Regions from separate parts of the Mus musculus genome. Here all the other regions are linked to region 1. The links are chromatin loops, found by intact Hi-C in ENCODE. Cell type or tissue: heart. All regions are shown on one strand. Region 1 overlaps Pde10a (phosphodiesterase 10A). Region 2 holds the start of Pde10a (phosphodiesterase 10A). Region 3 overlaps Pde10a (phosphodiesterase 10A).

Region 1 (8,000 bases):
GCAGCCTTATTAGCACCCAAGAAAAAGGCAGCTGTGAGGGTTTTTGTTTTTTTTTTTACCTCTCAGAAGTTCTTATTAACTTTTAGGTTTCTGGGGTGGGGAGACTCTTTCTGTTATTCTCAGCCCAGTGATGCATCACAAAAAAAGAATAATAATAAGAGCTAGAGAGATGGCGTCCTTTGATAAGATCCATTCCTGTCCTCCTAGAAGACCCTGGTTCAATTCCCAGCACCCACACTGGGTGGCTCACACACACCTGTAACTCCAGCCCCAGGGGATCTGATGCCTTCCTGATCTACAGGCACACATGCACATGTATGTGCACGCACGCACACACACACACACACACACACACACACACACACGAACACACACACATTCATGTAGATACAACTATGCTAAGTGAAAAAAAAAACCCACGAAACTATACAATACATGTCTCGAGCTTCTACAAATGATTAAAACTTTCCTAAGAGTGTAATTCCTCTGTCGGGTCCCTCTTAGAACTGAGGCTGATGTTTCTGAAAGGCAGAGGGCCACACTGCAGTGGAAATTGCTTTCTGTGAGGACATGATGCTGTGACGATCTCCTGGGCTCACACATCCTATTCATGAGAGGTGGAGCCACTGCACTTGACGAGAGCGTTTTGTTGGGTTTTGATCAAAAGTGACACCTTTGTTTAAGACTTTCATACACTCATATAATTTCATGCACGCATATGACCTCATACATGCAAATAATTTCATGTATGTGTATAATGCATTCCCTGTCTTACCCTCCATTTCTTCCTTCCGCCTTCTCCATACCATCCCTTCCCAACTTTGTGTACTTTTTACCTACTGGCTCTGCTTACTGTGTGCATATGACAATCTCCTGGAGCTGGGTAGACCATCCATCTCCCAACAGCCATCAGCTGCTGTGGCTCCTCGACAGGTGGACGGGATCTCATGAGCCCCTCCCCGAGGCACACTTGGATTTTTGCTGATGATCTCTTGCTGCAGATCTTGTGCACACAGTCATAGTTACAATTTCTTTGTGTGTGCATCAACCAGCAAACAATGTTGGGCTGTCAATGTCCTTTCCCTGCAGCTTTGACAGTCTTTCTGCCTCCCCATCCCCTGCTTCCCCAGTGGTCCCTAAGTCTCCTCCGAGGTAAGGTATATGATATAGCTGTCTCATTTAGAGCAGAGAGTCTATTATTCTCAGCATATCAGCAAGTTATGGGCCTCTGTTTCAATTGTTCCCCACTATAAAAAGAAACTTGTTTGGTGAGGGTTGATAGATATACCAATCTTGAGGTTTAAAGATAAGCACTATGTCTTATTTAGCAGAATGGTAGCATTAGGTTTCCCCTAGGGCCTAAGACCTGACCACTTTTAGGGTTTCTTTTTTGTTGTTGTTGATGTTGTTTTGTTTTGTTTTTGGCAGAGTAACAATAGCAGGTATAAGCTGAGCAGTGGTGGCCCACACCTTTAATCCCAGCACTTGGGAGGCACAGGCAGGCGGATTTCTGACTTCGAGGCCAGCCTGGTCTACAGAGTGAGTTCCAGGATAGCCAGGGCTACACAGAGAAACCCTGTCTCAAAAAACCAAAAAACAAAACAAAACAAAACAAAACAAAACAAAACAAAAACAGGCATGAGTTCTTCTTGTGGAATGTGTGTCAGATACAATCAGAAAGTGGTTGGCTAACTCCCATTTATGTGCCATCTCACCAGTGAGCATGCTTTACCAGGGCTATTGTCAGTGTAGTTCCCAGGATTTAGGCTTAGGTAAGACTTGATTATTTTCCTCTCCTGGTAGAATGCATAGCATTCTCTATTACTATGAAAGCTAGCCAGTGGGGATGAGAGTGCTACACTAAGAGGGACTTGTATTGTGTAACCACACTAAGCCACTGGGGCAGCAGAGTCAACTGTTACAGTGAGAAACAATCTCAAAACACCTGCTGGATCTGGTAAGGCAAGAGACCAAACAGAAGCAGTGTTCTCAGGGAAGAGAGCAGAGGGCAGGCGTCAGAGTTGGGAAGCCCGTGTCACTCCAGGAAAAAGCGGTGTGCTAGGGAAAGGACTTTTATTTGGAAGGAGTGAGTAGTCTACAGCGAGAGTGAAGCTGCTATTCTACACAGTGTACTTTGTAAGAGGGAGCCGTCTGCCCCTCTCCCCACAGTGGCACTTTCAGTTGACAACAGAGGCAGCTTAATGAGGCGAGTGACATAACACAGCCTTCTGTACAAAGAGCAGCCCAGATCCTCCCACCCAAGGGCAGTTCTCTGGCAAGAAGATAGTTTTTTGCCTCTAGTTACTTGATGATGATGATGACGATGACGATGACGACGACGACAATGAGATGACGATGATGATGCTCCCTCCTCCTCCTCCTCCTCTCCTCCTCCTCTCCTCTTCCTCCTCCTCCTCTCCTCCTCCTCCTTCTCCTCCTCCTCCTCCTCCTTCTCCTCCTCCTCCTCTCCTCCTCCTCCTCCTTCTCCTCCTCCTCCTCCTCCTTCTCCTGCTCCTGCTCCTGCTCCTCCTCCTTCTCCTGCTCCTGCTCCTCCTCCTCCTCCTCCTCTCCTCCTCCTCCTCCTCCTCCTCCTCTCCTCCTCCTCCTCCTCCTCCTCCTCCTCCTCCTCCTCCTGCTCCTGCCCCTCCTCCTCTCCTCCTCCTCCTCCTCCTCCTCCTTCTCCTCCTCCTCCTCCTGCTCCTCCTCCTCTCCTCCTCCTCCTCCTCCTCCTCCTCCTCCTCTCCTCCTCCTCCTCCTCTCCTCCTCCTCCTCCTCTCCTCCTCCTTCTCCTCCATCTCCTCCTCTTCCTCTTCCTCTTTCTCCTCCTCCTCTTTCTCCTCCTCCTCCTCTGCCCCTGCCTCCACCACCTCCTTCTCCTGGTTATTATTATCAATTAAATTGTACTCTAAACCAGTGGAGAATACAGTTAAAAGAATGATATTACCTGGGTACAAATTGGGGGGAAATGGAAAGGCTGGGAAACTCAGTGTTTCTGTTTGTAAATAAAGCTGCAACCTGAAAGTGTTGATATATATATATAGCACTGGCAGTTTACTATTGTTGTGATGTTTTTTACTGAACTGTAGAAAAAATTCTAAGCAGTATTGAAAAGTGCCTCGCTTTGCCTTCCCTGTTACAAATTTCTGAAACTTGGCCTCCGCATGAATTTGCTTCCTAGCACTGCCATCTAGTGGCACAAAAGAATAACACAAAACCTGGGTATTTTAATCCTTTGGTGTTCCCACACCTCAACATACACCCATTTAAAAACTGTTTTAAAATTGAGTCACCCGAGAGCAAAAACAACAACAACAAAACAACGTTAAAAGCAAGTGTCATGAATGACATGATCTTTGGAATGTGTGTCTGAGAAAATGTCTGTGGTGTGCGTTTGCCACTGAAACAGAGTGTTGATATCAGAGGTCAGGTTTCTCTTTCTCATTTAAATGATATTATATTTTATAAATTGTGTTAGTTTATACTTATTAAATTAATTATATCAATCTACTATATTATATTTCTACTATTTTTCTCCAAATACACACACATACATATATGCCATATAGTGTATACTATATGCTATTTACTATATGTGTATATATATGTATGTATGTATATATATATATATATATATATATGTGTGTGTGTGTGTGTGTGTGTGTGTGTGTGTGTTTATATATGTAGTTTTCATGGTTTTATTTCGTCCTTGAATTCAGCTTATTATTACCGATCTGGTCTAGTTTAAATTATCTATATGTATGTCTATGTATGCTTTTATCACACAAATGTGGCCCAGTTGGGGATATCTCTTTAACTGGGGGGCTAGCTCTTCTGCTCATCCATGGTGGTCCCTGGCATTGTCCCCATTCAGGTGGCAGTCAGTCAAATCGCCCTGGAGGGGAAGAAGGGTGAGGTCTAGGGTATTGGGCCTTTCCTTGTGTTTAGATTTCTAACTTCTGAAGCATTCTTATGCTAATAAATGTTGTTTAGATTTATATAAATTTAGAGTAGGAATTAATCTTAGAGAAGCCCATTCTCAATGTTATAGGAAATTAGAAATAAATATATGTAAGTATATACAATACTGTCTGGTGCTATTCATTGATGAAAATCTGAGGACAGCATTTTACTATCTTAATAGTGCAAGTAACCCAGTCACAACCTTAGCTCAAAAGTTAAATCAATCTTGGAAACAAAACTTCCATTTCCTCTGCTAATTTCTTCAGTACTTAGTCCCTCCTATTGTTTATTAATACGGTAAAGCATACTCATCAAGGCAAAGTGCTTGGAATGTTTCACAAACGGAATTACTATTTCTAAACACCAAGAACTAAGAGGAGATTTCCTTTGCTCTGTCACGATTAAAAATGCAGGTTTACCTACCGGCCTTTCCCCTGGTCCATTTCTATGGGTATACAATTCAGTGAAGATTCTCCAGTGGTGGCCGAGCGTCGGGTGCAGTCCTGATCATGGAAGTCCTTTGTCGACTTATTCTATTTGTAGTAACAGGTTCCTATACTTCCACTCAACTTTAAAAGGTCGTAAAGATTGTACTGTCCCCAAACAGGTCATTCCATGTCTGATTAACATGTAATCAGAAAAAAATGGGGCTTTTGAACAGGTGACACGTGCTGGGTTGAAAGGAGCCAGCGAGGCGGCTCAGCAGGTAAGGACTTTTGCTGCCAAGCCAGTTAACCTGAATTCCATGTCCAAATCCCAAGTAAAGGTGGAAGGAGATTTCTTTCCCATGCCTTGTCCAGTGCCCTCCACATTCAACCGTGGTATATTCCTCAACAGTCACATGCAGGATAAATAAATAAATAAATTCAAGAAAAGTTAAGAAAATAAAAAGGCAGGGGGCCACTCACTCAAAGGAAAGAAGTCAGCACAAAAACAGCCTTGGGCCCTTGACTTTCTCATACACATCACAGCGTTTCCGAGATTTTAATGGCGGTTCTTATCAGGGACATTTCTGTCTCACGAGCACGTGAAATCACAAACTTGTTAGTAAATCCAGTATACTCTCCATTATAAAGAATTACTCTTTCATAATCATCCCCAGGGAGTTTCCAAAATGTACCAAATACTTGACCATTTCTGTAGTTTTCTCAGCAAGCATCCTCTATGGATGCTCTATGGAATGCTCTATGGATCCTCTATGGATGCTCTATGGAATGCTCTATGGATCCTCTATGGATGCTCTATGGAATGGCTTTCCGTGAACCCTGCTTGCTGGAGTCTTTTGCATCTTTCTTAGTCACCCTCTGCAGGTGACTGCCTGGTAGCACAGGAATGTGCAAGATCTGTGAGTTCCGGACTTTGACAACTGAGTATGTTGCTAAGTCTCAAAATCTGTCCATTGTATACCTTCAGAGTGAGCAACTTACAACCTAAAACAAAGTAGAAAATGCAAAGCTTCATTTGGGAGCTTGCTAGCCTAGAACGTTCTTTCTGTTATCGCTCACAGCACAGTCTTCATCTAATCACTTAGTTAAACCCAAGTCTCTCCCTTAGTGTCCTGTCTTTGATGGGGGAAAGGACAGGTGCCCGGAACTCAGTCTCATGACTGAGTCCCCACAGTGTGAAAAGTTACTGTCTGCTCTGTTTTTCTTTTAACCTGCTGAATACATTGCAGTCTTTTTATTTTTCTTACAACCAGCTCTTCCTCCTCTTCTCCCATCCTTCCTTCCTCCTCTGTCTAAAGAGAGTGTGATAACTGACTCGAGGACAACTTCTAGAGCTGATGGTAGCCTTCCTCTTTCAAGACCAATTCACCAATAAGTCTCAGTGGATAGTAAAATTATACTAAGTTTAAGCACAGTAGCACCTCAGGAGTGAGCTACCTCCCTGGGAATTCTTGGCTTGGGAAGAACCAGAGGCCCCCAAACAAGGAAGCCCTTTGCTACTGTGGCTGGCTTCCCACCAGCCCTAAGTGTTAGGACACCTAAGATACAGGTTAAATCAAGTTGGAACTGTTCTGGAGGCTTGCTCCAGGGTGGCTGGGACCTGACCCACCTGCTGGGTCTTAGGCATCAGTGAGGAGCTGCTGCTGCTGCTGCTGCTGTGACTATGGCTGTGGCTGTGGCTGTGGCTGCGGCTGCGGCTGCGGCTGCGGCTGTTTTGCTAGACGGATGTAAGGTACCCAGAAAGCAGCCTCCTGCAAATGATGCTTAGGCTCACAGTTCAGAGATTTCATCCTTTGTCAGAGAAGCTGCTTCTGCAGGGAGCAGGGACTCAGAGCTGGTTAAAGGGCTGACCGGGCCAGAACTGAGAAGATGCAGGACTACATGCAGCTAACACTGCTAATAGTTTTTAAGGTGGTACCCGATTCTAGCCTCTTAAAAAAAAAAAAAAAAAGATCAGCCATCATTCATCACCTAACCTGTTTTTGTCTCTAAGTGTGCTCTTGTATGTAAGACACCAGGCTTCACCCTTTTAACAGATCTATTTGAATTTTTCTTCTACTTGCACTGTATTCAAGTCCTGAATGGAGCTTCCCTCCCTCCGTCCTTCCCTCTGTCCCTCCCTCCGTCCTTCCCTTCCCACTCCCTTCCTGTTGTCTTAACTTAGAAGTTCCAGCCTATAGGATTCCTTGTCCTGTGAGTAGAAAGTGAATCCTCTGATGGTGGATGGTTGGAAAGCTCATAGAGGCAGATAAGCCAATACCGTTCAGCTACCTCAGTGGGCGCAGAGCTAACATTGAAGTAGTTGGTTGCATGGGTCAGCTGATATGGCTGCTTTATCTTTAATGTGAAAGTAGGATGGGTTCTGTTGAATACGTCCAGATTTGTGGATAATCATGATATAACTTTGCTAATTAGAGAGTAATTTAAATATTTTTATTAAGTGAAAGAAGTTTGAAGTATGGGTAGATTTTATCAAAATGATTGCTCCTAAAACTTTTGAGAATGGATAAAGCAACAACAACAACAACAACGAAATAAAACAAAGCAAAACCAAAACCTTGCTTAGCCCAGAGTCACTTTATGAAATCATGAAGACTAGAGATGACTTTGCAGTGAAGACAGAGCATTCTTAATTTGTAGCACCCCCAAATGTGAAGTTCCAGCTCAAGCATCATCATTGACAAGGGTCTTCGAGCAGTATTCTGAGAACCCTGGAAAGGGGGTGACATGGCCCCAGGCTTGGCATTGGTTGGTTGGTGTGGCAGAGTCTAGATTCCGGTAGCATGAGTCTAGATGCCATCCTTTCTCCATGGCGAGTCTCACTCAGAGAAGGCTAACTTGACAGAGAGTGTGTGTGTGTGCTCGTGCCTGTATGACTGTGAATTCTGATCCCAAACCTGCCTCCTGTGTGAAGCCGGAATATGAGACTTTTCATGTTAGGCTCCAGGCTGCCCCCTGTGAAGACCCTTGCACCACCCCATGTCTTGTCTTGTGATTGGCTCCCAGACCTCACAGGATCTAGTTAGGTAATGCCCTAGAGTCTTACTGATATTAGGCAAGACAGAGGAGGCCATCTAAAAAAGGTTGTTTCTTCTTCTTCCTAGAGCCTGTGTGTGTTCATACCACCCGGGATGAAGGAAGGCCAACCCCGGCTCATCCCTGCAGGGCCCATCACCCAGGGTACCACCATCTCTGCCTACGTGGCCAAGTCTAGGAAGACGTTGTTGGTAGAGGATATCCTTGGGGTAAGGCACTTTGACCCTGGCGGTCTGAGGACTTAATTAAGAGAGATGATATACATCATTTTGGTCTTGCCATTCAAGTTGTCTCCTGATTAATTATAAAAGCATTAAATGAAGATACAGATCAATAAATGAATTGGCTTAGAGTTTAACCTTCTTATTCAGAAAAATTACACCCATGGTGCTCCCTGGGAAATGGAGCCCTTATTTCAACACCTGGTTAAACAGAAAAAAGAAGTTTCTATCCACGTAAATTAGATGGTGTGGCACCTCTTGGTAACTCACATTGGCACTGATGCAGGACTGACCGTCTCATCTGAAGGGTTCCCTGCAGTGCCCAGTTCTCAGGCAT
Region 2 (8,000 bases), 140 kb before region 1:
TTTGACAATTAAAAGTGATAATATGAGCCAAAAGGTTGGCTCAGCCACTAAAGGTATATGTCACCATAGTGACCTGGTTCCATTCCTGAGACCCAGGAAGTTGTTTCCTGACCTCTATACACATTTGCATGGCATACAGATCCTACCCTCAGTGCACCCATGCACCTGTGATGTGCAATAAATAAATAAATAAATAAATAAATAAATAAATAAATAAATAAATAAATAAATAAATAATAAATAAGCAAATGTTGCTTTTAAAATCAAATAAAAGTAAGAATATTGGCAAGAAGATTCCCAAGCAGCAAATAAAGAGAACACATATCACATGACATCTTGCAGGAAGCCCTCAGTCATGAATTCAGAGGCATCCTGGACACACTCTCTCTCTAGTACCTGAATACTCATTGGCACCCAGGGTTCAGGGTGGACCATACAGGATGTGCAGTGAATCCTTGACGTCTCCCATGCGGGCTTCCTACTGTGCTGTGGGAAACTGGCCTTCAGATCTCTGGGAGGTTTATTTTACCATTTATTACTGAAATTTTGAGACACAATGTTCTCTTTGCTTTTCAATGAAATCATTGTATCTTATTTGCAAAAGTTTGGTGACACTGTTGGTAATTTAAACAGAGCTCCTGGCTGTGTTCCAAGTTCTATGTGGCCTTGAGCACTAAGAAACAGTTCATATCCTATAAATGCATGGGGTTCTACAGGGATCTGGTACTGCTTAAAGGCAAAGCTTTGAAATGTGGCTCTTTGTGGTTGTACATCAGGGTCATATTGGAGTGTTGTTAACAGTTAACATGGTTATCCCAAGAACCAAATAGTCATTACTATACAACTTCAGTAGTACTTACTAACACCAATACTCTTGGGACTCAATACTCACAGCAATTTTGCAAAGCTTTTTGTCATGGGGGGGGGGGAATTATGGTTTTGACTAATAAAGGTTTCTGCTTAGACCTTATTTCTGTCAAGAAAACACACACACACACATTATATATCTCCCTTTCCTCAGAAGGCATGAATTCTTGAGATTTTTGTCAAGTATTCATATTGTAACAAATCAAAACAAAAATAACTAAGCAGTATTCTGGTGTTCACTAAGGAAAGGATAATGCAAGCTATACTGGCTATTTGTTTTATCACATAAAATAACAAAATTAAAACTTCTCTAATATAGAATGTTTAAGTGTATAAAGTAATTTGGTTGGTGAGGTGGGTATTTATACAGTAAGTGAAAATCAGCTCCTCCCCCTCCCCCTCCCCTCCCCCTCCCCTCCCCCTCCCTTCCCCCTCCCCTCCCCCTCCCCTCCCCCTTCTTTTTAAGATTTCCACAACCTAGAATTGATTTCAATAGTATTTTTCTTACTAGAATTATAATATCCCATTTTTTTCCCTCTTAGGCTTGTCTATGACAGCACTATAAAAATACAACTCTCACCCTAGGCAAAGTTTTTTAACATCACCAATAATAGACATTTGTGATCTTTTAGCAGGTGAAACGTAAAGGAGTATCTGTCTGTCTGTCTGTCTTTTTTATAAATGTTATGGAATAGCAATTCCCCCAGTGTCAGACTGTTTAAAATGGAATTGTCATTATGAATCACACAGGCAGTAACTTTCTTGAGATATGCTAGCAAGAAACAAATTCCAGGAGTCTAGAAAGTAAGCTGTGGTGGACTGAGGGTGAGAGACATTGAAGGAAACTTCCTGGTAACTCAGAGTTACATGCAGCCCTGAAAGGAGGTGCGTGGGCTTAGGAGGTCCTGGGGAAGTGTGGGGAAGATAAACCCCACACTGACCACACGAGGTGGTGGGTGGGTTATCTTTTTGGAACACAGAAGGTCTGTGGAAATAACCTTACTGATAACCAGCAGTTCAATCCTCTGAGTTTGAGTTGGCAACAATAGCTACCAGCTTAGGAAAGCCTGGCTCCATGTTGTAAGTTCTAAAGGTTAAAATCAAGGCAAAGAGAAAGGGGCTTTAAGAAAATATATAAACCTTGTGTGTTTAAAAAGGTCAGTTTAACATTGAATTAACCTTGGTTTTCATGTGTTAGTAAAGTTAGGATATTAGCACTTTAAAAGAGAAAAACAGGTCTCCCACCCCACCCCACCCCTTTCTGGAAAATATATAAAACTACAGGAATTCATTTAAAAAAAAAAACACAGACCTGTAGGTCTACCAAAAAGTTTATCAAATGTTAATCATGTTGATTATTAGCCAAATAAAAGTTATATGCTTTCAAAGAAAATCATTATTTCCACGTTTCTTGGGCTCTCTCTTGAACCATAATATTTAAGAGCATATGATACAAGTTAGGTAATAAGCAGGCAGTTACTACCCGCTGTATGGGTGAATTTTTAGGCATAAAACACTAAAAGCCAATCTGAAATTTACATGGGTGCAGCACTCCGTGGGAGCCAGGGGGAGGGCTCAGTGTTTAGCCTTTGTCTATATGTGGGTGCTCCACAAGGGTGCCAGTGCAGTCCGCATAACTCCGTGTCTGCTGGTGCTAACCTCTAACTGCTGTCTTTTAGTTTATTCTTTTAGTTTTCAACTCCAGCAAGTTGTGTTGACTGTTCACCTGAGGTGAGGAGAATCATTTTAACCAAGATCGTTGAGACAGCTCCTATACCCGATTACCTTTGGCAGGACCCCTATCAGGCAGCCACAGTTGCCCTCCGCTTGAGCTACAATCGGATGCCATCCCAACAGTAACTACCTGGTCAAGTTTAAGAATGCTACCACTCCTGCAGGCTCAGGAATGTGTTTATTCACAAGGAGTTTGAAGTGACAAGGTCCAGCAACCCAGTCTTCTCTGCTTCCTGGTGTGATCAGCAGAGAAATGCAAAGAGGCAAGGGAAACAAGCCATCCAAGACTGGAATCTTTAGATGTGTGTTCCAAATATAAGTAGCCAAGTGCCTAGAAGACTTAAATGAACAGCGGAGGATGCCAGTGTTAAGGGAGGTAGGGGGACAATCAAAATGTAATTGCTTTTTTGTTCCTCTTCCTAGTGTTCCCTTTCCTTCGTTACACTTTGTGACTTTGTTATTTGTCCAGGATACAGATTTGTTTCCAGCAAGCAATGGGAGAAAAATGATGTAAAATAGGAAGAAGGTCGACTCTGGAAAAGGGTTAACGAGAAAGAGAGAGAGAGAGAGATTTTGCAGTTCGATCTAACAAAGACTAACAGAGCAAATGTGTAAAGCTTTCCCGGCTCCTGCGGCTTCAAGGCAGCTTATATCCATCTAGAAGTAAGTTTTCGAGCGCCTGGAAATCGTTTCAATGCCTCAAAAACCTACAACTGATAAGCCTTAAGTGGCAAGGAGAAACTTTTGTAAAGAATGAACGATTAACTCTTGAAGGAGAAATCCCTTTGCCTAAACACGTTCCCGTCTCGCGAACAGGGAACTTGCTCTCAGCCAAGTGAGCAAGGGCAGTCTGCGGGGCTGTAGAAGATGCAAGTCCTAGGCTGCAGATGGAGCCTGGTGGTGCTACTCCTGTCTATATTTTCTTCTTCACTAGGGCCAGGGGTTGGGGGATGGAAAGGCACTCTTGGCCCCCAAGGTAAGAATCATTGATCTGGTTCTTTGTTCTGCAAGCGCAGGGATCTCATGGTGAGGTGGACTGGCTGGCTCCTGCTATTATGCTACACTCTGAGACTGTCCTTCTCAGAATTGCCAAAATGTCGGGAACTTTAAAGAGGACGCCTGAAGTATCAGGTCCTCAGAATGCCACCTGGTCAATCCGGTGCAACCGTGACTGTTCCTTTTCCACTCTTAGGGGTTTGGAATCAGGAGACAGGAGTCCGGGAAAAGAGTGTATTGCAGAAGAATGTGGAATTCACTGCAAATCAAAACATGAAAATCATCCGAATAAAAAAGAAAACTGCGACGAGGAGAAACTGTTCCTGCCATCCCTGCAGGTCTCATACTCAGAGTCCCAGCCCTGGATCAGCCAAGCCGCTGCACGGCAGCATAAGCTTAGGTGCTGAGCTGTTGGTCTTTAGGACGCTGACTGTTCTACCAAGAGGCAATCAGGACACTCAAAACGGGTGTGCAGAGGTGGTTGAGGGGAGTCGGCAAGGGCAGGATCGCCAACACCTGCACCTGCGCTCCTTGGCTAGTCAGCTTCCCCCAACTCTCAAAGTTCCTGTTCTCAGCGCCCATTGCGCCAGACTTTTTCTACAGCAGCGGTCTCCAGGCTGTTGAAGGAATAGGGGGCCCAAGTAAGCCACTGGTGACAGATGGTCTCTGGGTTTTAAAGCAATGAACTCTTTACATTTTGTGTGCGAACCCTAGTTTGCTCCTTCTATCTTCCAGACCCACCAGGACAAAGTGGGCTGACATACCTAAAGTTCGCTTTAAAGTGGGTATTGGCAAGGCAGTCCCGGAAAGAACCGCCTTTTGAGACATTCTAATGGGAACTCTGCCTTGATTTTAAACTTGCTAAATGTCCAAATTTGAATCCCCCCCTCCAGGAGCTCTGACCAAAAGCCTTCTCTGTTGATACTGCGGGGCTGGAGAGAGGATTCCCTGGTTCAGGTCACCCGCCCACAGGCGGATGTGGTTTGCACACAGCTGGAACAGAGGCTAGGCTGTGGGTTTAGCATCTGGAACGCCAGATCCAGATGTGCCACCTCCAGGGAGACTAGCGGGCCAGGGGCACACACCACACGCAGAGTGCCAGGGTGCTGGGACCTGAGTTCCAGTGGACGCGCAACGTGGGCGCGGGCGGTGGCGGTTCGGGGAGCGCCTGCTCCGCCAGTGGGCGTCTTCTGCCGCCGCCACCACCGCCGCCTCCACGGGCAGCAGCACTGCGGCGCTTTTCTCCGCTGCTCTGGAGCAGCCGCCGCGGCTCAGGCGCCGGCCGGAGCTTGCACACACCACGCCACGCCCGCAGGCAGCGTCCCGGCAGCCTCGCCAGGCCGGGAAGGACGCGGATCGTGCGTACCAGCCCGCACCCCGGCGCAGCGATCGGGACTCGTCCCCCCGCCCGCGGTCCTATTGAATCCCAAAGGGAACACGATGTGAACCCCCGGGCCGGAGAGGCACCCTAGACCCGAGAGGCGGACCGGACCAGAGCCTGGGCAGCGTCGCGGGGAGGGCCGGTGCTGCGGGGGCGGAGCCCGCAGAGTCCGGGCCGCCGCGCCCTCCCGCCTGCCCCCCTTGCAAGCTGGGGAGGAGGGCCATGGCTAGCCCGGAGGAGCGGCTCGCTCCCCACCCCCAGGCCCCACTGCGGGAGTCTGGGGACGAGCCCGGCCGTGTCCAAGTCCCTCTGGAACCCCGGTGCGGCGCGGCCAGCGGGCGGAGTACAGTGGGCCTGAGCCTGGCCCGGGAGCTGCTTGGCTGCAGCCGGGAGGAGCTAGCGGCGCCCCCGCCCCTGTCCCGGTCCCTGTCTCCCGCAGGCCACGCCAGCCCCACTGGGGGCCCCAGCGCCCTCTCCGCTCTCCGTGCCGGAGGCTGTGGTTGGGTGGCGGCCCGTGCTCCCTGGGCGCTTGCCTTCTCCTCCCCTGTCCCCTCCTCCTCCTTTTCATCTTCCTGGTACTTCTGGCCGCCGCCCCCCCTCCCCCCTCCCCCTCTTGTCCCCTCCTCATCTGCCTTCCACCTCCCCGCGCGTCTCCCGAGAAGGGAGGGCGCAGCGGCGGCTGGAGGAGGAGGAGGCGGCGGCGGCGATGCTGGCGGCGGCGGCGGAGGAGGAGGACAAGAGGCAGCTCCCTTGAGCGTCCCCCCAGGCAGTAGTCACCGCAGCAGCGGTGGCAGCAGCGGTGGCAGCGGCGGGCGGCGGCGGCTCTTCCTCTCGCCTGCGATTCAAGGCTTGCTGCTCCCTGCCCGCGCCGGGCCCCGGCCATCTCCGCCGCCGCGGCTTCCCCTACACCCGGGTGCACGCCGCGCGGACTCCTCGGATTTTCCGGGCGCCGGCGGGGGCTGCCCTGGCCTCGGCCCCGGCTCTGCCGCCGGTGGCCGAACTCTTTGGCGGCCCCGAGGCGCCGCCTTCCCCCTTGCCACCGTTTGGCCGCTGCCCTTCGGCTCCGACATGGAAGATGGACCCTCTAACAATGCGAGTTGCTTCCGAAGGCTGACCGAGTGTTTCCTCAGCCCCAGTAAGTGGCCCGGCCCCACGTTCCCCGTGGCCGGGGTGGTTTTCTGGCTTGGTGGGGACAAATCGGGGGTTCAGATCGTGGGGTGGGGAGGGAGCTGCTACGGTAGTGGGTAGTCTGCAAGGTGTGTGTGTGTACCAGACCAATATTGGCCAGTGGGTCTCAGGAAGCTGGTGGCACCTCAGGGACGTTCGGGACCGCCCATCAGCGTAGGGACACCCGGCTTTCCCCAGCCCGGCGTGCGCACAGAGGAAGCGTGACCCGGAGGGTGTTGGAGCCGGACGTTTAGAAACTAACCTGCTTCCTAGAGCTGTCCCTGGCCACATTGACCCGACTCATGATTTAGACCATCAAGTTTGTCACCGATTACTCTACATTTCTCTCTAGCCTGTGATCACTTGACTGGAGTATATATGCTTCCTTCCACTGGGGGGGTCCTGGGGATCTAAACCGCTGGATTCCTGACGCAGCCATGGGGATAGGCAAGGCTCAGGAAGCCCAGGATTCCAAATGTGAAGGAGGGCTGTGCCCGAGCCTGCAGTGACTGTGTTCTGGCGCGCGGACCAGTGGTATGGAGCTGGGTGCACCCACCCTCATGAAAAGGACGCAGCACTTTCCCCCCGCCCCCCAGCCCACCTCACGCAGATTCTGGGGAGCTGGTGCAAGGGTGGGTGAAGAAAGCCAAGGAACAATGGGGCGTTAGCATAGAAGAAAAAGGCACCTCTGGTTCCTTCGGACCCGCGGGACAACTGTAGCATGACCTTTCTGACCTGCCCCTCCCGGGTGCAGGTCTGCAAGCCTTCTGGGGCAGGGGCAACAGAGGGCGTGTCATAGGGGGAGGGGGACAAGATTGAGCAAAGAAGTCAAAAGCAGCTTCACTGGAAGGAAGGAAGGAAGGAGGCAGGCAGGCAGGCAGACGATGTTTAGGAAAGAAGCTCCAGACGCGCAGAGGAGGGAGTCGCTGCTGTTGTGGATGGAGGGTGAGCAGGGTGAGGACCAGAACACCGGGGCGGGAAAGGGACCAGGCGGGACCTGGTGGGAGAGTCTGTGCTCTGAGAGGGCACATCCGTGGGAAATTGTGAGACTCGGGCATCTGCTCCACCCTGAGCGTGGATTTGGTGCCACAGTCCACCGCGTGCGCACCGAGCCTTTGTCTGCTTTCTCGCTGGTAAGCCGCGCTTTTTGCCTAGCTTTCTCCAGGCAGAAGCTGCCAGGTTGTAAATGAGCTTTCTTGCTACTGCTCCTAAGTACCACTCACTCCTTAACGGGAGTGGACCTCCGCGCAGGGACATGGGGTGTCAGGGTTGAGACCCTCCTCAGGACTGCTCTAGGTGTGTACCCAGGAGCCCCTTAGAGTCTAGCCACCAGGTGGGTGACCATGTTCCCTTCTGGCTGGGTTGACTCCCGCAATCCTGCTTCCCTGGCCCTGGGCCAGTCCACAGTAGCCACATGACCCAGTGGCCACTCACACACCTGCAGGCAGTATTCAGCAAATCTCTGCTTAGACTTGCTTGTTGACTCAATTGCCTTGAAGGGTGTGGACTCCATGCTCCCAGCTGTCCTCCGAGCCCGAGGCTTCCCCCAGGTGTGTACTTCCCCCATCCCTGTATATGTGATTTATGGGTGCTGCACATGGAGCATCTTCGTACGAGCTTGTACTCTTTCCCTTAGATTGTGGTCGGCAGAGACCATACTTTCCAAAAGGGACTCCATGGATTGACCCTGGTTTGGAGGTAATGGGAGAAGGTGGGGCCCATAGACTCTTGGGTTGTTGGAATAACCCTAAGGCCTATGACTGGGCTTGCTCCGGGGTCTTCTGCCTCCTAGACAGTTCATTTTTTCCCCTTTACTACATAAGTATGTTTTCTCTTTTGGCAATTGATGCACACG
Region 3 (8,000 bases), 81 kb before region 1:
AAGTACAGCCATTGTTGAATTTGATTTACACTCATGTATGTAATTTAAGAATTGAGGTAACTTTGTGACTAACTCAGCATTTAAGAATGGATTTATGCTTTGTAGAACTCTGTATTAGAAGGAACTAGCTGTTAAGAAAAATGTCATCATGGGATATGCTTTCCTAATTCATGGCCTGTTATAGCACCTGTGTGTGTGTGTGTGCATGTATGTATGTGTGCATGTATGTGTGTGTGTGCATGTATGTGTGTGCGTGCGCATGTATGTGTGTGTGCGTGCACGTATGTGTGTGTGCATGTATGTGTGTGCATGTATGTGTGTGTGCATGTATGTGTGTGCATGTATGTGTGTGTGTGCATGTATGTGTGTGTGTGTGCATGTATGTGTGTGTGTGTGCGTGCATGAGCATACATGTGCAGTATGTTATGTTTTTGTTTGAGCAGAAGATTATTTTTTGGTGCTGATTTTCTGATAAGCGTGTTTTTTAGGAATGGGAACAAAGCAGTGAGCATATATATGCATGTATATAATATATGTACATTATATATATATATATACATATATATGTATATACACACACACACACATATATATAGTCTCACTTCCTTGATATTTGTTAGGGAAAGAGGGAAATATAGAAATAATCAGTAAGATATACAGATGATATACTAGACTCATGGTAAGGATATAGAATATAGTTATAATTTTAATTATTTCAAAAGGCTCAAATAGAATGGTGAAGTCTGAGCTGAGATTCAGTTCAGGTGAGGCAGGCAGGAGGTTGAGGAGGCAGGTCCTATGGAGGGAGAAGCAGAGAGCACAAACTTGTACCAGTGAGCATGGCTGTAATATTCAGAGGCTCCAGGAAAAGTCATACTGGCGAGAGGTGACTCTAGGGACTCTGTTTTCACTCTGTCAAGACAGGGAGTCATGCGAGGGTCTTGAGAAGTGGCTTCATCACTTACTAAGATTGTACCATCCACTGAACAGGAGTAGAAGGGTAAGAACAGGAAGTAGACAAGTTGGAGGCTGGCGACCGGCAAGGACAGGTGGTGACTTGGATTCTAGCAGAAGCCATGGGCCACTGAGATTGGGGAGGGGGGGTGTAGATACATTTAAAGGCATAGTAAACCAGACTTCCTGATGGGCATGCCTTTAGAAAAACATGCCTATGGAGGCTCATACAACCCCAAGACGAGGCTTTGGAGGGAAATCAGGTGTAGAACTTGGGACAGTACTGTGATATAAACACATGTGAGCTCTTTCAAACCCACGTGTGGAACAACAATCTCCCAAGTCCCTGGCACAAAAATGTGGGCTCTTTGGGAGGTGAAGGTCATGAAGATGCCTCTCTCAGGAGTGGAACTGATACCCTGGAAAGAGGCCCCAGAGAGGCTGCCATCCTCTTCTACCAGGCAAGGATGCAGGAATAGCATTCTGCCAGGAACAGGTGTGATGGTACTTGGATTGAGCTTGGATTTCTAAGCTTCCAGAACTGTCAACAGCCATTTCATTTGACTATCGAACTACCCAGCTATGAAGGCTTTCGTCCTAGCAGACTAATCTGATTAAGACAGACATGTTAATTAGAGTCATTGAGCAGGCCTTCGGGTATCCTATGATATAGGTCTGGGTGTTAAAAGTTGATTACAATGAGCCCTGGCTTCCATCTGATGTCATAGCAGAGCATGAGGAAACATTTCCTGTGATTGATTTTGTTCATCGAAATGACTACAAGAATAATACAATGGTAACAGGCTTTTAGATTTATTCTACAGGCGTATCTCTGTTAAGGATGTGGAAAGCCATCTATATAATTGATCTTTAGCCATCTGTCTGTTCATCTTGATCATCAGCTTGATGGAATTTAGAATAGAAGGAAATCTCTGGTCATACTGAGGAGGTATCTAACTTATGTTAAGTGAGGTGGGAAAAACACACCCTAACTGTGGGTAGTACCTTTCTACAGACTGGGGTTCAAAACTGAAGAGAAAGGAGAAAGCAAGCTGAGCAAAAGCGTCCCTTGATCGATTCTTCCTGGCTCTGGATGCAATGGGATCCTCTGCCAGGTCTTCCCTTTGTGGTACACAGTGTCACTATCAGGGAAAGAAGCCCTTCGCTTCTTAAGTCACTTTTGTCTGGTATTTTGATGCTACAATGAGAACAGTCACTAATAGAGAACGTGGGTGCCAGCAAGTAGAGGTGAACATGTTCTTTGGAACTGACTTTTGAGAGGGAGGTGAAAGACTTTGGAGCTATGGGACAGAGATGCTTTTGTAGACTGAGCAGAACTTGGTGGGCCATTCTAGTAGAGTTTGGAAGGATCAGGAGGCTGAGGGAAATGTAGACTCTAGTAAGTGCTGAGCTATGTATGAGCCTTCAAAGGAAAGCAAAGACGCTATTGGGATCTGGGATTGAGGCCATTCAGATTATACTCTGGCTCCATTGCAGTCACGAGAATTTGTATTAGGATGAGTTTAAAGGTAGCAGAGTAAGGGCTGTGGCAGAGCAGATTCAAGGCAGAAGCTTGGCTACCACTCACTACTCACTCACGCCAGGGCTATAGCATGAGATAGCAAATTGTAGAACCAAGGGGCAAGACACAGTGCTCAGCCTTTAAGGAGGTAATCAGAGTTTAAGGGGCAGCCCAGTGGTGGCTGGGGTCACCGGGTTATGCTGGCTTTAGAACCGGGTGCTAGCTTTGCTCATCTCCTGAGGCCAGTCTTTGAGGCAGCCGTTCAGCATCTCTGAATAGCGAATAACAAGCAACAACTCCAGGGTCCTGATCATCTTCCCACGGCAGGCTCACCTCCGCCACCCCGTCAGTGCTCATCTCTTTCAAGTCATGCGGGAGAATGTGGCTCAGCTCTGAAGATTGCCGCGCTATCACATAATGTCATTTCTATTTTGGGTGATGCTAAATTTGCTCTAGGTTGAGACGGTGTTTGCCATATGCCTCCATGGTAAAGGTAAAGGTATTCTTCTTTTCTTTTCTTTTCTTTTCTTTTCTTTTCTTTTCTTTTCTTTTCTTTTCTTTTCTTTTCTTTTCTTTTCTTTTCTGTGAGGAGGAATCCATGGACTGATATTCGGAGACCCTGAGAATACTGTATTTCACAACACGTGACACTCTGTGGGTTTACCATTCACTCTTTGCCTGAGTTGTATCCATGGCTCCTGCTTAAGTTTGTAGCAGCCTCCCAAGTTTGTGCTCCTTCTCATGTTAGAGGCTTCACTTTGAGATCGCTAGCCTTCCGAGGGCATTTTCAATTATGTCACAGGCAATGGTTTTGTGTGTGGCAAAACCGTCTTGTCTCTTTGTACTTCCAGATGGATATTTTATCTCTTCAGAATGAAGATAAATTAGACATTAAATTGAGATGGTGTGTGTTTGGGGGGGGGGGGCGTCAGTTTTGTAGATTTTAGTTTCTTTTTATAAACAGCATAAAACCCATTAAAGACAAGGCTGGGGCAGGGGTGGGGGTGGGGCAGATAACATTCTGAATGTGAATCAGGCTATGGTATATCACCAGCTACTTAAAGCTGTTTATTTTAGATGTCCTGTGATGAGTTGTTTGAGCTGTTCATTTTGTGAGTCCCAAGGGTGAGGTGAACTTGACACCGCCTTTTGGCCAACACTGCAGGGCAGGGCAGGGCCGGATGAGTAACGCTAGCGGCAGTTCAAGTCTCTGGCGACCGTTCTGTACAGCTGTGTTGCTTGTTATTGGGAAACCTGGGCTTTAGATGTCAGAGAACAGCTGGGTCAGAGGTTTACAGCAGGGCTGGTTGCACAGAGAAAAGCCAGCCACAGACAATTTCTGCACCGTCACCCACCGCCACGCCCACCGCCACGCCCACCGCCACGCCCACTTTGTTTCCAGTACAAAACTGCAGCCTCCACATTTGAGGTTCTTCCTTGAAGGGGAAACAAAGACACTTTGAAAACTCTGTGGAGGGAAAGGTTGGGCATCTGTTCGGCTGGATTTGGGGCTGCAGAAAAAAAGCCCTCTGTGCTGGTCACCAGGGCTTAGGTACAGGAAGGCTAGGTGTGAGTGTCTGCCACCCGACTAGTGTTGTACGAAGAATTAGATATGGTCCTGTGACTTCAAGTGCTCCAGGCCACCCTCTACTCCTCCTCTCCCACTTCAGAATGCCCTTGTGCTTATTCACCTTTGTGGCCCAGAGGAGTAAGGTGGAGAAACATATCTGGGAAAGCAACTCAGTCTCATTTTCTGGTTTATTTTGATTTGAATATTTTGAGGGGAAATAGTTATAAAAAGCCCGTGTCACCCTCACAGCTGCAATGGCCTCAGATGTACGTATTAAGATAGAGGAAAAGGAAGTTGTGTTCTTGCAATGGGCACACATGTTCACGCAGAGGATGCCGAGGGAAAAGCCAAAGGCTGCGTCCCTCCTGTTTGCTTTGACTGTGTACCATGGTTCAGTTTGATTCATTGAGCATCTCTCCCTGTGGCTACCCTGAGGTCGGAAAGCAGATGCTTGGGGTTGAATTTCTTTCCCCTTCAGCTTTCTCCTCCATATAATGGAGGCAGTAATTTTTATAGGATATTTGGGGGGGGGGGACAAATAAATGAGCGGATTCTGTTAGCCAGTAGAATGTCCCTGTACATAAGTACCCCTTGCCTCTGCATTCTTTATCTGAACCCCTTCTAGACTCTGTGAACACCTTAAATACATTCCCCAGTAATTAAAGATCGCACTTTAAGCTCCATTGTATAGAACTGAAAACCCAAATTCTTCAAGCATAGTCAAAATAATCTATTGTTCTTTATAGTCTGTAGTTTGGAGTGAAAACCAAAACAAGATAGAATAGGCCTATACATTTCCAAGCATGTGCTACTCAGTGGGCTCTTTAAACGTACACTTGGAGCCCGTGCTTTAACCATACCGGTGTTTTTCTTTTGGTGCTCATGATCAGCCTTGTTTCACAGGCTCCCTCCCTTCCCTTTGTTTTCTAGTTAACATACAGTTCATACCACATTGCAGAGGTTCTGAAGTTGAGACATCCAGAAAATGTCCCTTCCTCCCCTTCCTTACCACCACCTTCCCCCTCATCTTTCCATTTTTCTGTCTATGGTGCTGGGTACTTAGCCCCAGGTTTTGCACAGGCTAGACAGATTCCCCACCATGGAGCAATCCATATGACCTCAGTTTCCTTACTTTTGCCATCCACCTTTGAATTAATAAAAACCTTCTCAAAAGTATAGCCACACAGTTAAAAATTAAAAATATTTTTATATGCATGAGTGTTTTGTCTGCAAGCAGTCCAGTATACCACATGTTTGCCTACTGCCCATGGGGGATGGAAGAGGGCACAGGGAACTGGAGTTGTGGGCAGTTGTGAGCCTCCATGTGAGTGCTGGGACTAGAACTTGGGTCCTCTGGAAGAGCTAGCAGTGCTCTTAACCAGTGAGCTACTTCTCCAGCCCCAACCAGCACCCTTTTAACCTAAAATGGTAGAACCATAAAGGAGTGAGTGGGCAAAGGAATATCTAATATTGTCCTAGCATGTGCTGTTGTCCTAGCACGTGCTGGCTGTGCATGTGAGGTCCCACACAAGCACAGCGAGCATCCAAGGCCGGACTGATGAGAAATTCATTGTCATTTCACATTGTCTGGGAAGCAGAGTGAGCTTCTGTATAGACATATTCAGGTGGTACAGCTGTGCATTCATATTTGAAGAAGTCTGTATTGTTTGGGCTTCAACAGTTTGGAGAGAAGTGCCCAAGTGCGCTGGCATGCGTGGTCAGATTGGCAACCTGTTTGAGTCTGTTAGTGTTGCAGTCACGGGAAGGAACGCGATCCCCAGAGGATTGGCTGGACAGTAGGACTTTCTTTTTTTTTTTTTTTTTTCCAAGTACTTGAAGAGCTGCATTTTCATGAATGTCTGCTTGAAGCCTTTGCTGAGTAATCCCTTTGCTTTTGGACCACGCTGGAGCCTCCACAGATGATCTCCTTGAGCAGTCGAAGAGACTGTGGCGTAGGCGGGACATTCATGGAAATGTTCTGTTAGCAAGCGGCAGGCAGAGCGAGCGCTCCCAGCTTCTAGCTCTGCTCCCACACCATGTCTCCTCTATGACACATGAGGCTCTCAGACTGGTGCATTTCATGAGCTAATCAAGTAATGTTTTCCTTGTGACAGGGAAACGGCGTTTACCTTCTGCCGAAGTATATTAAATATAACCACTTAATTTCTAGAAGGTGGCTTGATAACCCCACGTGTACCTGGAGAGGTGTCCTCTTAGAGAAGTGGACACCTCTTTAAGTAGAATGTCCTTAGATTTATGCAGAACTCATTGCTGTGAGCTGTACAGCTCTCATGCTGCAGGAGACTGCTTTTCTGCTCGCTGCAGCCTGGCCCACTGCGGACTCAGAACAATGCCAGTTCATCTGGAGAAGGGCTTTTCAGAGAGCATCATACGCGCTCAGGTAAACGTCAGAGCCTGGGAGGCAGCTGTTACGCTTTGAGCATCAGATGCTGCCGTCTGCACTCGGTACTTTCTCTTCCGTGCTGTGCCAGGCTCTCAGGAGGTATCATGTTGGGAAAAAGTGTTCATTGAAGTCTATTTGTTTGTACTGTTGAGCTGTTGAATTGCTGAGTTGCCGAAGTGAATATTGGGGGATATTTAAGAGCCTGTGTGATTTTTATATCTTACATGGAACAGTGGCTGAGAACATGAGCATATGGCCTCAATTTCCTGAAGACAAAAATTGAGAAAAGCTATGGTTTTAGTCGAAAAGTTGGAGACTTGATTTCTATTCATGAAAGATCACACACACACACACACACACACACAGCCTTTTCCTACACTAACAGATGACAAAACGTAGCCATGTATGATTAACTACAGCTTGCTGTACTCATGTTTGGAATGTGGCTGTAGACAATGGAGCCAGAACTGACTTCATTTCCGGAGAAATAGTTTCTCTAATAGAAAGTACTAGAGAGGACATTTCCCTCTGTCAGATATAAGAAAAGATGTTTAAAAGCTAAAGACCCGGAGTTAAGCACATGTCCACTTTAAGAACAGTATTCCACTTACACTTATGTATAGAGGATACACTTCTAGTGGATAAGAAAGTTATAAAGGTCTGTGCTCGCTCCCATCGCAATACAAACCATGCCTGCCTCTGCTGAGCTTCCAAGATCAGAGGAAACAGATCAAATTCGAGGCATAATAAAACCTAATCCTGCATATTCTAAGTCATAAATTAAAAGCCCACGGTGGTTAAAAATACGTTAGTCAGCAGTTTAGAGGTGTGTGTGTGTGACAACAAGAATCCAAGTTACAGATTTTGTGATAAATCTTGTCTTCCATCAATAAATCTTGGCTGTAGCTCCCGGAGCTCAGTGCAGTCTGATGGGCATCAGGGACATCTCTGAACTCATACTGTTTCAGCAACGCATTCCCTTTGCAGAGACCTTTATGAGCTGTTTAACCTCACACAACCTCTGTAGTCTGAAGCTTGTATTTCAAAAGGCCAAAAATTAATTGCCCTTTCCTGGGCGATGTGAGCATGACCTCATGTAGTTTTCTATCAGTGCCTTGTACCTTAGTTCCCCCATGCCAGTCAGGCGAGTAGGAAACTGGCTGGTTCACAGAGGACATTTAGAGAGACACCGTGAATGCTCAGGACACCTGTTGATAGATTCACAGTCGGCTTCCTGAGGTCATCTGACATCACCCTAACATGTTGTGGTTCTGTGCAGAGGAGGGGCCATTAAATATGGCACTCTGCAGACTCAGTGACACAAGACAGACCTAACTTTGTTCAGTCTAACACTCCACTGGGCATTTCAGCAGTGTGTTAATGCTGTTTGTGGAACTAATAAGGCACGGAGCAGTTTGTATATACTAAGTCCCTCCTATTTCAGTGGCAGTCTATGTAACTAATTCCACCTGCCCCTTTGCCATGGGCATGTCCTTTCTCTCTCAGACACTAGCCTGGAGTCACTCAGGTAGCCCTAGGAATCCTGCAGC

Evidence for each region. A loop is a pair of places that touch in the nucleus more often than their neighbours do. Peaks named below come from ENCODE experiments on the same cell type or tissue, not always from the same donor. Only the 100,000 strongest peaks of a DNase experiment are listed, where the experiment ranks them.
Region 2: a loop joins it to region 1, with 7 times the contacts of the local background. A loop is called at or near these places in 18 of 42 quality-filtered maps.
Region 3: it touches region 1 in a loop (2.2-fold over the local background); 2 of 42 quality-filtered maps call a loop at or near these places.

What each region holds. Positions count from the first base shown.
Region 1 is chr17:8,933,631-8,941,630 of GRCm38, forward strand. It overlaps Pde10a (phosphodiesterase 10A), which reads left to right. Exons shown (of 22, transcript NM_011866.2): 6 at 7,511-7,651. Among named protein-coding and RNA genes, the nearest start is that of 1700010I14Rik, 51 kb to the right of the region's middle. In heart, a CTCF peak has its summit at 3,198 (motif pointing left); a DNase peak (open chromatin) is centred at 2,191; H3K27me3 peaks cover 4,349 bases.
Region 2 is chr17:8,796,033-8,804,032 of GRCm38, forward strand. It overlaps Pde10a (phosphodiesterase 10A), which reads left to right and starts at 5,713. Exons shown (of 22, transcript NM_011866.2): 1 at 5,713-6,113. The coding sequence starts at 6,047. In heart, a CTCF peak has its summit at 4,799; DNase peaks (open chromatin) are centred at 4,649, 5,279, 6,249 and 7,497; H3K4me3 peaks cover 3,734 bases; H3K27ac peaks cover 2,338 bases; H3K27me3 peaks cover 6,349 bases.
Region 3 is chr17:8,852,836-8,860,835 of GRCm38, forward strand. All of the region lies in intron 1 of Pde10a (phosphodiesterase 10A), which reads left to right. Among named protein-coding and RNA genes, the nearest start is that of Gm34321, 36 kb to the left of the region's middle. In heart, no CTCF peak of the experiment used is centred here; a DNase peak (open chromatin) is centred at 3,706; H3K4me3 peaks cover 701 bases; H3K27me3 peaks cover 785 bases.